Regions from separate parts of the Homo sapiens genome. Here region 1 is linked to region 2. A link is an interaction called in ENCODE POLR2A ChIA-PET data of the cell type or tissue named here. Cell type or tissue: HepG2. All regions are shown on one strand.

Region 1 (2,500 bases), 51 kb after region 2:
GCTTCTTGGTGATTTTCTCTAGACCTTCTCTATGCATTTGCAATGTTTTTCCCCAAACACACCTCTCTGACTTATAAGATAATCTTACCTTGATATTGTTCCATTTCAATGGCTCGTTCTTTTTATTGAAGTGCAGAAAATGAGGCATGGAGAGAATCTGCAGCTCCTTGACTTACCAGAAATGCACGTGCCCTTTAATCGGCACAGAGATCAAGAATCAGAACACTCCCTGAGCCCCCGTCCAGCCCGGTGGGAAAAAGTGGCTGTTTGAAAACGGGCCTGATTCTGTGTCCCGGGCGCCCCCAGCTGACCCGCTGCTGCGTCCCGGGCGCCCCCAGCTGACTGCTGTTGTGCCTTCAGCAGGTGTCCATGTCCACGGCTTCATCTTCAGTGGAACCGCTTGCTCCACTTCAGCTCCAGGGGCCTTGGCTGGCAGACCCCTCCCCTCCCCCACCACCCCGACTTTCCCTGTCTTTTCTGTGCCCCCTGTCACAGCTCCTCAGTGAGGACCTCTGTGCCTATCTTGTGTCACTTTGTGTCTTTAATAAGTTCTGGAACCATTCGGAGCCTCAGTTTCCTCACTGGTGAAATGAGTGGGCCACTGCCTCCCCTGAGAGCTTGTGTCACATTTCATGAGCTGACGTTTATAGAAGCAAATACCCTATTTCCACATTGCTTCTTGGGACGATCTTAAATTTCACAGATCATTTATAAGAATCTGTGTTTCCATAGGAAATGCTGATATTCTCTTCCTTTTTTTTTTTTTTTTTTTTTTAACATTTCTGTATTTGTTATCCCTGTAATTAAAGCCAGTTGCTGAAGCACAGTAGGATGCGTGCACTGTGATAGACTAATAGGAACAACTTTTTCTCTTCCACAGCGCTGCAAACTCCTGCCCCTCCAGCCCCCGGGGAGCGGGGTCTTCAGGGTACAAGGTGGGCCGAGTGATGCCATCTGACCTCAATTTAATGGCTGACAACTCACAGCCTGAAAATGAAAAGGAAGCTTCAGGTGGAGACAGCCCGAAGGTAAAGGCTTTGTAGCCTTGAAGCAGCCCCTGGGGGACAGTGTGTAGCCACAGGGCCCTCAATGTCACCTGCCTGTCACTCACCTGCCTGTCCAGTGACAGCCCTGCCAGGGCATCGGTGGGGATGTGGGCTTGATTCTGGTGTTGCTGCTGTGTTCTTGGTATTGGGGCTTTTTGCAAGTGTACTCGTTTAGTCATTCAACGCACATCTTAGGGTCTCCCTAATAGCTGTAGGCCCAGGTGCTGAGGGCTGGGCAGACAGCGGAAGATGGAGGAGTACCTTGGTCTTTGTGGAGCTCATGTGTGTTTGTGCCGGAGTTTATCCCCTTGTCCCAAACTCTGAAGGTTATGCAAATGCACACCCTGCCACTCATGTTTGTATAGGGCACGTTTGTCACTTGTTTGGACAGCAGTTGTTGAGAGTCACACTATGACCTGGCACGTTTGTATTCTTTGACCCAGTAATTTTCCTTTTAGGACTTTGACCAAAGGAAATGGATGAAAGTTTGTATAAAACAATGGAATGCGGCTGGGTGTGGTGGCTCATGCCTGTAATCCCAGCACTTTGGGAGGCCAAGGCGGGGGGATCACTTGAGGTCAGGAGTTGGAGACCAGCCTGGTCAACATGGTTAAACCCCGCTTCTACCAAAAAAAAATACAAAAAGCCAGGCGTGGTGGCACGCAGCTGTAATCTCAGCTGCTCTGGAGGCTGAGGCGGGAGAATCACTTGAACCCCGGGAGGCGGAGGTTGCAGTGAGCTGAGATCACGCCACTGAACTCCAGCCTGGGTGAGAGAGTGAGCTCCTGTTTCAAAAAAATAAAATAAAAAATAAAAAGAACGCAACCTCAGTGTCCCTAGGGGAATGGTGATTAGGATATTGTGCTTCCACTTAGGGAATAGCATGCAGAGTATTTGCTGATATGGAAATATTCCAGATGTAATGCTGAGTGGAAGAAAGAGAGTAAGAACCATGCATGGTATTACTTGACATATTGAGGAAGTGTGATCTATCCCAGCAGAACGCAGCACAGCCATGAGAATGAATAAGCCACAGCTGTGCATCCCCCACCTGCGGCCGACTACGGCGTCTAACACAGGGTGCTAGGCAAGGAGGGCGCGTCGCGTGTGGTGCTGTTTCTGTCAGGCTTACAATTGGACAGATCTAAGTTGTATTGTTTAAGGATGCAGCCAAGTGGTAAAACGTAGTAAATCCCAGCAAAACTGTGGTCACTCTAAGAAGTCAGTAGTAATGGTGGCCTCTTGGAGAAGTAGAGGTAGTGGGCTGAGAGGGCCCATACGAGCATGTTGGGGATGCTGGTGGTGCCCTGTCTCTTGACCTAGTATACTGATGTTCACTTTGCAAAAATTTGTTCAGCTGACATAAATGTATCATGAGCTTTTCTGTCTGTTTTATATGTTTTTCAATTTAAAAAGTTTTTAGAAACATAGAAAAAAATCACAGGGAAGTCAAC
Region 2 (2,500 bases):
TCTATTGACCTTGTGATCTGCCCACCTGGGCCTCCCACAGTGCTGGGATTACAGGTGTGAGCCACCATGCCTGGCCTGCCCATCTTTTTTTGTTGTTCTTTTTTTCTTTTCTTTTTTTTTTGAGACAAAGTCTCACTCTGTCACCCAGGCTGGAGTGCGGTGGCACGATCTTGGCTCACCGCAACCACCGCCTCCTAGTTAAAGCAATTCTCCTGCCTCAGCCTCCTGAGTAGCTGGGATTACAAGCATGCGCCACCACGCCCAGCTGATTTTTTGTATTTTTAGTAGAGACAGGGTTTCACCATGTTGGGCAGGCTGGTCTTGAATTCCTGACCTTTAGTGATCCGCCTGCCTCGGCCTCCCAAAAGTGCTGAGATTACATGTGTGAGCCACCACACCCGGCCTGTTTTTTTTTTTTTTTTTTGGTTAAATGATACACTTCCTATTTATCATTTCCATAGTCATCTCAATGTCCCCTAAAATCCCTCTAATATGGCCGGGCACGGTGGCTTACACCTGTAATCCTGGCACTTTGGGAGGCCAAGGCGGGCGGATCACTGGAGGTCAGGAGTTCGAGACCAGCCTGGCCAATATGGTGAAAACCCGTCTCTACTAAAAATATAAAAATTAGCTGGGTGTGGTGGCACACGCCTGTAATCCCAGCTACTCGGGAGGCTGAGGCAGGAGAATCGCTTGAACCCAGGAGGCGGAGGTTACAGTGAGTAGAGATTGGGCCACCGCACTCCAGCCTGGGCAACAGGGTGAGACTGTCTCAAAAAAAAAAAAAAAAGGAAAAGAAAAAAAAATTCCTCTAATATATAAGTGAATATTTAATGAAACAATTTTTTCTGTCTAGGAAATCCTGCCAGAACACTTTGCACCTGTAGGAATTTGTACTATAATTACAAACACATATATGGCAATTAAGACATGTAAATGTAGGTCGGGCATGGTGGCTCACGCCTGTAATCCCAGCACTTTGGGAGGCCCAGGCAAGTGGATCACGAGGTCAATAGATCGAGACAATCCTGGCCAACAGGGTGAAACCTCGTCTACTAAAAATACAAAATTAGCCAGGCGTGGTGGTGAGCACCTGTAATCCCAGCTACTTGGGAGGCTGAGGCAGGAGAATCACTTGAACCTGGGAGGTGGAGGTTGCAGTGAGCCAAGATCGCACCATTGCACTCCAGCCTGGGCAACAAGGGCAAAACTCCACTCAAAAAAAAAAAAAAAAAAAAAAAAGACATGTAAATGTTACATTCAGAGGGACACATTAATTTCCATTTCTTTTAGAAAAAGTTTTTACACATTGAAGGAATAAAAATGCATGAACTGACCCTGATGTCTCCTGCCTGGGGCCCCCAGTTGGTGGTTCCTGTTCAGGATCTCCACTTTATCCTGCTCCGTTTAAGTCCAGTCTCAAGTCTTTCTACTCACACTAAACTCCTTTTGTACCTACATTATGATGATGATGATTATTTTCGAGACAGAGTCTGGCTTTGTCACCCAGGCTGGAATGCAGTGGTGCAATCTCCGCTTGCTTACTGCAATTTCCGCCTCCCGCGTTTAAGCGATTCTCCTGCCTCAGCCTCTCAAGTAGCTGGGATTATAGGCACGTGCCACCACACCCAGCTAATATTTGTATTTTTAGTAGATATGTGGATTCACCATGTTGGCCAGGCTGGTCTCCAACTTCTAACCTCAAGTGATCCACCCACCTCGGCCTCCCAAAGTGTTGGGATTCAGTCATGAGCCACCGTGCCAGGCCTCTGTACCTAAATTATATCATTTCTCTCTTCTAATTGTTCTTTGCTATTTAACAAGCAGCAAATAGAGGAACCCTGGGGTGTTTGCTATAACCTGTATATATAGGCTATAATAGGATCTTCTCCTCACACACCCTGCAGGAACCACCATGCTGAAAGAAGTGAGACAATTCAGGGGGCAGTCCCTCCCCAGCAGAGACTAAATTGGTACCATTTGTTGCTATTTCAGTTTTGCGAAGATGCGCGCTTGGAGCCCAAGCCATGGTTTCTAGGGCTGACACTGACTTCCCACGGAATTCTTCCTGTTTAAGAGGTTGTAGACTTTTCATGATCCTGAACCTTGAACGTCTCCACAACTGGTTAAGTACCCGTGAGATACATTTACAGGATTTTTTCTTTCTTTTCCCAATTTTTTTTTTTTTTTTTTTTTTTGAGACGGAGTCTCCTCTGTCACCCAGGCTGGAGGGCAGTGGCGTGATGTCTGCTCACCACAACCTCCGCCTCCCAGGTTCGAGCGATTCTACTGCCTCAGCCTCCCAAGTAGCTGGGACTGCAGGCACGCCCCACCATGCCTGGCTAATTTTTGTATTTTTAGTAGAGACGGGCTTTTACTATGTTGGGCAGGCTGGTCTTGAACTCCTGACCTTGTGATCCACCCGCCTCGGCTTCCCAAAGCACTGGGATTACAGGTGTGAGCCACCGCGCCCGGCCACAGGATTTTTTCTTTTTAATGT

The links. Peaks named below come from ENCODE experiments on the same cell type or tissue, not always from the same donor. Only the 100,000 strongest peaks of a DNase experiment are listed, where the experiment ranks them.
Region 1: POLR2A ChIA-PET joins it to region 2 with 11 read pairs; 16 of 35 experiments call an interaction of 5 or more read pairs at or near these places.

The regions. Positions count from the first base shown.
Region 1 is chr17:82,567,174-82,569,673 of GRCh38, forward strand. It overlaps FOXK2 (forkhead box K2), which reads left to right. Exons shown (of 9, transcript NM_004514.4): 3 at 881-1,028. Among named protein-coding and RNA genes, the nearest start is that of FOXK2-AS1, 20 kb to the right of the region's middle. In HepG2, no CTCF peak of the experiment used is centred here; a DNase peak (open chromatin) is centred at 1,448; H3K4me3 peaks cover 307 bases.
Region 2 is chr17:82,515,960-82,518,459 of GRCh38, forward strand. No RefSeq gene overlaps it. Among named protein-coding and RNA genes, the nearest start is that of FOXK2, 2.5 kb to the right of the region's middle. In HepG2, no CTCF peak of the experiment used is centred here; a DNase peak (open chromatin) is centred at 1,542; H3K4me3 peaks cover 504 bases.